Linked DNA regions of Homo sapiens: region 1 is linked to region 2. The links are chromatin contacts, found by Hi-C or POLR2A ChIA-PET in ENCODE. All regions are on one chromosome and are shown on one strand. Each heading gives the region's core, a stretch centred on a gene start or an enhancer-like site at or near the end of the contact. The rest is flanking DNA. Distances are from core to core; before and after follow the strand shown.

Region 1 (4,687 bases), core at 465-2,964, 170 kb before region 2:
GATTACAGGCGTGAGCCACTGCGCCCAGCCGAGTGGTTCATTCTTGTGATGAAACTTAAAACACCTCCTCCTGGCACAGGCCCCCAATCTCCTCGGACGGCAGGCTCTGCGGGTTCTCCCTGCCTGACCCTTCTGCAATTCCTACTGCAAGGCCTTGCTGGCTCCCACTGGGCCACAGCAATGGGTCTCTGACCGGGCCACCTCCCCTGCGAACTGGCTTCCCCTGTTGGTAGGCACAGACCTCATCATGCCGCCCTTGTTTTTTATTTTTAAATATTTATTTTTTGTAGAGACAGGGTCTCACTATGTTGCCCAAGCTGGTCTTGAACTCCTGGGCTCAAAAGATCCTCCTGCCTCGGCCAAATAACTGGGAGGACAGGTGTGAACTACCGCCCCAGGCAGCACCTCCGTTGTTTAAAATATTTAACGCTTCCAGCTCCACGTGGTAAAACTGATGGAAAACTTTGTATTCTAGCTTCTTCCTACTTTTGGGGCCTCATCTTCCCCACACACACCCAAAGGTCTGGCCACACTAGGCTGTTATAAAAGACACCTTTGTCGCACCCAGGTTCTACTCCTCGGTCACCCTCCGCAATGTACTTATCCCCACAGCCCTCGGAGAGCTACAGTCCAGCCTGGGACGGCCTCCCAATGCTCTGTTCCAGTGTGCGGAGGCTCAGGGATTCTCAGTGGCACCAAGATACCCAGCCCTCGAGGAGAACCTCAGGTGAGACACACGCACACTGCCCCAGCCCCTCGACCACCTGGTACGCACTTATCACTCGGGAACTGACCTACATTTTCATTAAACTTATGTTTTCAACTAAGATTTCTGGATATTTACCTCCTACATAAAGTTCCCAAAACAAACCAGTTTCATCTTTACGGCGCGTGCCTGCTACTAGTGTCCATCCGGTAGGGTCTTACAGTAGGCTCCTCACCCCAGCCCCAGATCCTCCAAGCCACTGACCTCGCTTCGCTCCCTCCCGCCGTCTCCTACCTTCCAGCGAAGCTGCCGGCGGCGGGTGCTTGGCTGTCCCGGCCCCCGGGTGGAGGCTGTCCACAGGCTTCTCCGACTCCCTGTCTGCCTGCCTGGCTTCCTGGGAATGCTTCTCCATCAACTTCTCCTTAGATTTTGGAACTGAATAGGTGGATCCCTTCTTTTGCTCCTCACCTGAAATATATGGATCATCCGTTAGACCCGGGACTTACCGAATGCAGGGCAGTGGGTCCCATCGTCTTCAGTCGCCTGCGTGGGTCCAGAATAAGCTGGCTTCAAGTCTCGAGTCTCCGCGTTTCCGTAACCGCCTCAGGCGGGAAACGCGCCGTCCGTGGCGGACTCGGCGGCAGGAACGGTTCGCACCGGGCCGAGCCTGGCGCCTGCGCTCACACCGCCCCGCCCAGCCCAGCCCCGCCCTGGGCCCGCGCCCAGGGGCGGAGACGCGGGGAGCCCAGCGCCTGCGCCTCCTTTACCTTTCCTGGGTTTCTCTTTGCTTTTGGAAAGGCCCATGGGTGAGCCCACCGCCCCCTCCGACGCAAGCCCGGGTCCCCACACCTCCGCGGCCGCGGAGCCGGGAGCGACTCACAAAAGGTCCTCGCGCCAGCGGCGTGCGTCACCATGGCGACCGCGCGCCGCGCAGCCGCGCCCCGCCCCTCTGGCGGGACCGGCCACCATCCTCTCGCGAGAGCATCCCGTGCGACCGGAAGTGGGGCGGCGACCCCGGAAGTCCCCGCCGGGTGCAGCTTGGTCGGTTCGATCGCCGCCGGGACCTGACACCGCCCGGAGTTGGCGTCCCTTCTCCCTCTCCGAGTGCTGCTCCTGTCATTGTGGCCATGGACGGTAAGAGGTCGCGGCCGTCCTCCGGGGACTCGCGCGCGGGGCGGGGCCGCTTCTCCCACTGGCGTGGGCTCCGCCCACCTGGGGCCGCGGGCAGGACTCAGGAGAGCTCGGGCCTCGACCGTCGATCCCCCGGGACCCCATCCCCAGGGCCTCGACCACCGACCTGGGACCCCTTTTCCCGGTCGTCGTCCCCCGATCCCCGACCCGGACCCCATCCCCAGGGCCTCGACCACCGACCTGGGACCCCTTTTCCCGAGCCTCGTCCCCCGATACCCGACCCGGAACCCCTTCCCCAGGGCCTAGACCACCAACCCGGGACCCCTTTTCCCGGGCCTCGACCCTCGATCCCCGACCCGGAACCCCTTCCCCAGGGCCTCTACCACCGACCCGGGACCCCTTCTCCCGGGCCTCGACCCCCGACCACCGACCGGGACCCTTCCCAGGCCCCCGACCCCCAACCCGAGATCCTTTACCCCGGGCCTCGACCCTCGACCCGGGACCCCTCCCCCCAGGCCTCGATCCCCGACCCCCGATTCGGGACCCCTTCCCCGGGGCCTCCATCCCCAAATCTCAACCCGGTATGCCTTCCCCGGGGCCTCGACCTCTGACCCCCAACCATGGACCCGGGACCTAGACTCCCGACCCAGGACCCCTTGCCCAGGGCCTGGACCCCCGACCACCGACCCAGGACCCTTTCCCCCGCCCCTGGCACTCCTCAGCGTCAGGCGCCCTTTCCCGCCAGCTCGGTAGGGGGGACTGTGCGATGCCTGTTCGGCCTTTCGGGACTTGGAATGTCGGGTCAGAGGGCACCAGAAAAAGTGACAGTTGCACCCCCTGCCCCAAACAGCATCACTGCAAATCAGAAGGACTCAGACAGAAAGCGCTCCCTGAGTGCCAGGCCCTGGTCACAGCAGCTCTTTGCGTCCATTCTCCATGTGGGGAAGCAGAGGTTTGAGCAGGAGCCAGCACAAGCGTTTCTGTGCTCAATGGGTCGCCCTAATTCTTACCTTCTACATCTGGGGCTAGCCGGCTGTGTGCTCAGGGATACCAAAGAACAGGAAGAATCTGGCAAAATGAAGTCCTATGTTTGCTGAAACATCGTTGGGCTGGTGTGATGGGCAGGCTTTTAAAAATACTTTTTGAAGGGCTGGGCGCGGTGGCTCACGCCTGTAATCCCAGCACTTTGGGAGGCCGAGGCCGGCGGATCGCAAGGTCAGGAGATCGAGACCATCCTGGCTAACACAGTGAAACCCCATCTCTACTAGAAATACAAAAATATTAGCCAGGCGTGGTGGCGGGTGCCTGTAGTCCCAGCTACTCGGGAGGCTGAGGCAGGAGAATGGCGTGAACCCGGGAGGCGGAGCTTGCAGTGAGCCGAGATCGCGCCACTTCACTCCAGCCTGGGCGACAGAGCGAGACTCCGTCTCAAAAAAAATTCTTTTAGTTAGAAGTGTGAAAAGCTATAGTACCACCGTGTCATCATCATGAAGGAAATGTGTAGAGATTTTCTGCCCTGAGAGAAGATGAAAGATAACATCTACCTCCCGCCACAAAAAATATGCTGGCCAGGCCGGGTGTGGTGGCTCAGGCCTGTAACCCCAGCACTCTGGGAGGCCGGGCGCGGTGGCTCACGGCTGTAATTCCAGCACTTTGGGAGGCCGGATGTGGTGGCTCACGCCTGTAACCCCAACACTTTGGGAGGCCGAGGTTGGTTGATCACCTGAGGTCAGGAGTTTGAGACCAGCCTGGCCAACATGGTGAAACCCCGTCTCTTCTAAAAATACAAAAATTAGCTGGGCCTGGTGGCGTGCACGTGTAATTCTAACTACTTGGGAGGCTGAGACAGGAGAATCGCTTAAACCTGGGAGGCAGAGGTTGCAGTGAGCCAAGATGGTGCCGTTGCACTCTAGCCTGGGTGATAGAGTGAGACTCCGTCTCAAAAAAAAAAAAGAAAAATTGTGGCTTTTCACTCCACAGCTCACTCAACTCTTTTGAGGGGACTTCTCTCAAGCCCATGTCAGATTTCCTCAGAGTCAGATTTTGCCTTAGCTGGGTTTTTGTGCTGCCACACACGGCTGGAAGAGAAAGCTGAGGTGAGGAAAGCTGAGGTGAGGGAAAGCTGAGGTGAGGAAAGCTGAGGTGAGGAGAGCTGAGGTGAGGGAAAGCTGAGGTGAGGGAAAGCTGAGGTGAGGGAAAGCTGAGGTGAGGGAAAGCTGAGATGAGGAGGGCGGTTTGGCCAGCATCCCACAGTGAGTTGGGTGGGACGGCCCGCCTGGCCTGCACTGTGCCATCTGGGTCAGGCTGGCTGTTTTCCAGTCACAGATAACCTTGGCCGTGACCACACCTGAACTGATAGATGACAGGTTGAACTTGGCCTTGACCACGCCTGCACTGACAGGCGATAGATTGAACGATGCCCAGAGCTTTCTGGAACCCCGGGAGATCTCATCTTGGAGCCTTGGTGTGCATTTGTGAACACTCAGTAACCTCATTCTTTTACAGGCTCCATTTCCTCGTTGTGGCTAGTGTGGTAAAGCCCTTTCAGGAATCTGGGGTCAGGGTCGCTCTCCAAATTTAGCAGTTGAATGAATTGAGATCAATCCTACTTTTTAAAAAAAATATTTTTTCTTTTTTTTTTTGAGACGGAGTCTTGCACTGTTGCCCAGGCTGGAGTGCAGTGGCGCAATCTCGGCTCACTGCAAGCTCTGCCTCCCGGGTTCACGCCATTCTCCTGCCTCAGCCTCCTGAGTAGCTGGGACTACAGGCGCCCGCCACCACGCCTGGCTAATTTTTTGTATTTTTTGGTAGAGACGGGCTTTTACCGTGTTAGCCAGGATGGTCTCGATC
Region 2 (4,231 bases), core at 705-3,204:
AGCCTAGGGGAAACATTCTCGAGTGCGAGCATGACGGCTTAGGTTGATGTTTTTCAAATTTTCCCAATGATGAGTATTGTAAGGGACCAAAATAAAAAAATGCCAATGCCTAGTCCCCTCTCATCTAGAATAATTCCATAGGTGATGATGGGGTCCAGGACTCTGAATTTCGTCAATTTTACCAAATACTTCGTCCAGTGAGGCAAATATGGAAACACTTGGATCACCTCTTCGTGAACGCACATCAGCGCATACGCCGGCTGTTTTTATCAGGCGCTCACCCCTCATCCAATGGCGTGACTAGTTGTGGGTGGAGCCCGAAATCTGGCTGCCTAGAGAAGGCTGAAGGTCCAGTTATAGCATAACTAATGTTTCCCCAGAGCTCACATACGTGCCAAGCACCGTGCTACAGCCTCCACAGCCCCTTCATTTAATCTTCCCGATGGGCCTATGAAATAGGTGCTCCTGGCCCGCACCGTGGCTCATGCCTCTAATCCCAGCACTTTGGGAAGCTGAGGAGGGAGGGTCGCTTGAGTCCAGGATTTCAAGACCAGCCTGGGAAACACACAGAGAGCCTATCTCTACGAAAATTTAAAAAATTAGCCGGGTGTGGTGATGCCTGACTGTGGTCCCACCTACTTAGTAGGCTAAGGTGGGAGGATCCTCTGAGCCCGGGAAGCTGAGGCTGCAGTTAGCACTGCACTCCAGCATGGGCGACAGAGTGAGACCCTGACTCAAAAAAAAAAAAAAAAAAGAATAGGTGCTACTTGTAGTTCCCATTTTACCCACCAAGAAACTGAAGATCTGAGAGACAAAGCCTACAGGGTGACCGCTAGTCACTGGTAGGGCTGGGATTTGAACAGGGGCGGTTTAACAACTGATCTCTCGACCATAATGCGTGTTGCCCAAGAAAAAAGACCGTCCTCACGGTCCTATCCACTCCGGACTTTGCAATTCCGTTATTTCGTAAATTGAGGCCTATAAATAGTTTGCTTACCCGTTGTCTTAGTCCCCAGTAACATGCAGAACTAAAGAAGAAACTGAAGGAGCACCGATTTTGTTCACCTTGCTTTTTGGTTTAGTTCTGGAGGAGAACACAGGTGCACTTAGAACAGGATCCACACTTACCAGAGGCTTGATTCATTTTAGCTGCAAAGAAAACCAGTCCTCGTCTACCTTTTTCGCGTGTTGGAGAACTAACTAGCAAGGCAGGGAATGCGGTTCGTGGGCGCTTGGCCTCCTCAAGCGGCTCAGGCTCTCAGAGCGCGAGGCCCAGGGGCTCTGGAGCCGCGGCCGCGACGCGCCCGAGGGCCGTTCTCTTCGACGGCAGAGCAAGAGTCACCGCGCGGGAGCCCCGAGCGACCGCCCCGCTGCCCCGGTACCCTCCCCTCGCAGCCGCCCAGAGCTCTTCATGCCCCGTGACGCCCGTTAGGGCAGCGCGGCCGGAGGCCGGGCCGGACGTGGCCCGAGATGTCCGGGGGCAGGCAGAAGACCACGGGCACGCGACAGGCAACCGCCGCCTCGGCTCTAGAGGTGGACGTTTTGTCTCCCTGCGCTTCAATACCAGATTTTGTTTCCAGACGACATCCCTGTTGCTTCCGGCACTTGGAAAGACCAATCGTCAGGCCCGAGAATGCAAGACCCACCCTCCTTTGCGACGGAGGCAGCCAATCCAGTTGCTCGCTACTTCCAGTGTCGCATGCGCCCTTACGCAGGACCCTGCCCAATCGTTACCGGGACGTCCTCCTAGTCCCGCCTCCGGACCGCCAGAGAGGCTGTCAATCCCGCCTCTCTCCTTCACTCCATTAGCGCACTAACTCACGGCGCTGTGACGTGCACAGCCCCTGCGGCCGGCCGGGGCGGGCCAATGGCGGTGGCGGATACGGCGGGCCAATGGGCGGGAGCGTCTCATGCGGCCGGCTCCCGCCGCAGCCGCCGCTGGGTCCTGGAGCCAGAGGCCGCCCTGAGACGGTGCGCGATGGACCGAGGGCCCCAGCCGGGGAGGCGCCGCCGCCGAGCCCGCGGCCAGACGCCCCATCAGTAGCGTCCGCACCGGGAGCCGCGGCTCTCGCCCGAGCCGTGGGCGCGCCCGAGGGGCGGGCTCGCCTCCCGCCGTCCCTCGCAGCTCTGCCGGGCCCGAGCCCGCGCCGCCGCCGCCGCCGCCTTGCCGCTCGGGCCGCGCGGCCCGGGAAACGCGGCCGCGGGCTGCATGGGCAGCGCCCGCGCCCCGCCGCTGAGCCGTCGCGGAGCCGCGCAGCCCTCGGAGCACGGTGAGAGGCGCCGCTGGTCTGGGGGCGGTGGTCGGGGCGGGCACGGGGCATTCGCGCGGCCTTGCGGCCTGCAGGCCTTCCCCGGCGACGGAGCTGCGCCGCGGGCCTCCGGGCGGGCCTGGGGGGTCGGGGCCGGGTGGGCGGGGGTCTTTGGGGGCCCGGGGCGATCGTGAGGGACCAATAATGGGTCCCGGAGCGGGCCTACGGGTCCGGGTTCGGGGCAGCCGGGGGTCTTTGGGGGCCCGGGGTGGCCGTGAGGGGCCCATAGGGGGCTCCGGGGGGGGCCTGGGAGGTCGGCGGAGCTTGGGTCGGCCGTAAGGGGCGGACGGGGGCTCCGGGCGGGCCTGGGTGGCCGGGGGCCCGCGGCGGCTCTGAGGGGCCGATTGGGGGCTCCGGGGCGGGCCTGGGGGCCGTGGGGGCCCGGGGCGGCCGTGAGAGGCGGACAGGGGGCTCCGGGGCGGGCCTCGGGGGCTCGGAGCGGCCGTGAGGGGCGGACGGGGGGCTTCGGGGCGGGCCTGCAGGTCTTGGGGACCTGAGGCTGCCGGGAGGGGCTGCCAGGGGGCGCTGGCCGGGCGCCGGGTTCTGCGGAGCTGGGGCGCCGACCTCTGACCCGCGAGAGGGGCGCCTTCGCCGTGCTGGTCGTAGTTGTTATTCTCAGCGTCCCTATTATTATCGCTGTTTTGAAATGAGAGCAGGCGGCTCTCGGGCTCCGAGCCGGAGGGGGAGGGCGAACTGGGGACCTGGGGGCGTCGGGGTTGCAGGAGGCGCGCGTAGGCCGAGGAGGGGCAGGAATGCGGGCAGCCGTGTGGGGGGTGTTAGGGGGAGGGTAGGCGGGCGGGTGTGGGGGGTGGCTGGGAGGAAAGCGGTGGCGGTGGCGGCTGCAACAGCAGCCCTTGGCCTCAAGGAACAATGTGAGACGTTGCCTGAAATGTTAATTTCCGTTCCTCATTTCATCATCCCCTGGCAGGGCGGTAGCTGTGTGTGTGGTGTATGTGTGTGCGCGCGCGCGCGCGCGCGCGTGTGTGTGTGTGTGTAGGGTTGGCCCTGCCACATTGATTCAGTCCCCTCTCAAAGAGGGATTGTACTGTTAACTCTTGTGTTTGTGTTATTTGGGAAGGTTGGTCGGGGGGAGTCTTGATTTTTCTCGAGGCTTGCTCTTTTCCTGGTGCCCCATTAAGATTTTCTGCTTCTGTTGTGTTTTTGGAAGGTTAGTGTTATATATCAGCTTCCAAGAAGTTTTGGAAGAGGCTTGGGAAGATGAAGCTGGTCTAACAGCTCCCTATGCTTTGAAACTGTTTTCCTTCTATGTAACATGCTTAGGATTCATCGTTTTTGTAGATTATGAGTAGTTTTGTATCCTTTTGCAAGAACAGGGTTTTATGGTAGAGAAATTAGATTTCAGGCTTTCTTACATGAGGAGAGAGTTTTATGCAGTCATTAGAGCAATATCCTTAACACTTGAAATGAGAAATAAAAGTGTGCACAGTTGTTGAACTGCAAAACTTAGAGAATCTTTTGATCCTTTTTGGGATGTTGAGACTTAGCCAAACATATAAGATGATATTACCTGTGGAAAAAGTGCCATCGAAACAGTTACTGTTTTTGTTGTGTGCAGACCTAGTCTATGGCATAACGTTCAAAATCGGAGACCCTGAGGCTGTTTCTTTGGTTTCTCTGAGACCTTGATTTCTCTTAGTAAGTATTGGCTGCCCTGGAAGACTTCGAGTTCTGTTAGAGAATGATTACAGAAGTCCTCTGATTTTACTCTGCAACTGTAGTTAAACTAGAAAAAAAGGGGGGGGGGCGGATGTCTTGCTCAGCCTTCATTGTGACCCTTGCATTGGATCTCGTATAGTTGGTGTGGCCTCCCCTACCCTCCATTCAGCTGTTGTTCTCCTCTTTCTGTAGTTTCTCCCCGAAGAGCAGGATCTCCTTCGATAGGCTGGCCATCTGAATGGAAC

Evidence for each region. Hi-C counts contacts between places; a loop is a spot of excess contacts on that map. ChIA-PET counts read pairs that join two places held with the same protein, here RNA polymerase II (POLR2A). Pooled maps may share reads with other maps.
Region 1: a map with no recorded cell type shows a loop between it and region 2 (8-fold over the local background). The contact joins the promoter of CHMP1A here to the promoter of ANKRD11 in region 2. A Hi-C loop is called at or near these places in 2 of 168 maps with a recorded cell type or tissue (ascending aorta and naive thymus-derived CD4-positive, alpha-beta T cell), 7 of 37 single-sample maps with no recorded cell type and 16 of 50 pooled maps. POLR2A ChIA-PET finds 5 or more read pairs at or near these places in 9 of 52 experiments (AG04449, AG04450, CD4-positive, alpha-beta T cell and 5 more).

What each region holds. Positions count from the first base shown.
Region 1 is chr16:89,654,735-89,659,421 of GRCh38, reverse strand. CHMP1A (charged multivesicular body protein 1A) reads left to right here and starts at 1,714. Exons shown (of 7, transcript NM_002768.5): 1 at 1,714-1,840. The coding sequence starts at 1,834. SPATA33 (spermatogenesis associated 33) reads right to left here and starts at 1,586. Exons shown (of 3, transcript NM_001271907.2): 1 at 1,474-1,586; 2 at 1,001-1,174. The coding sequence starts at 1,510. RefSeq lists an enhancer at 1,433-1,602 and silencers at 1,318-1,707, 1,928-1,987.
Region 2 is chr16:89,488,284-89,492,514 of GRCh38, reverse strand. ANKRD11 (ankyrin repeat domain containing 11) reads left to right here and starts at 1,954. Exons shown (of 13, transcript NM_013275.6): 1 at 1,954-2,270. It overlaps LOC101930112 (a long non-coding RNA gene), which reads right to left and starts at 1,545. Exons shown (of 2, transcript XR_933895.4): 1 at 1,129-1,545. It overlaps LOC101927863 (a long non-coding RNA gene), which reads left to right. Exons shown (of 5, transcript NR_188547.1): 5 at 1-112. RefSeq lists silencers at 1,235-1,284, 1,405-1,494, 1,695-2,174, 2,749-2,798, 2,879-2,988 and 1 more and enhancers at 2,380-2,894, 2,895-3,408, 3,998-4,067, 4,218-4,231.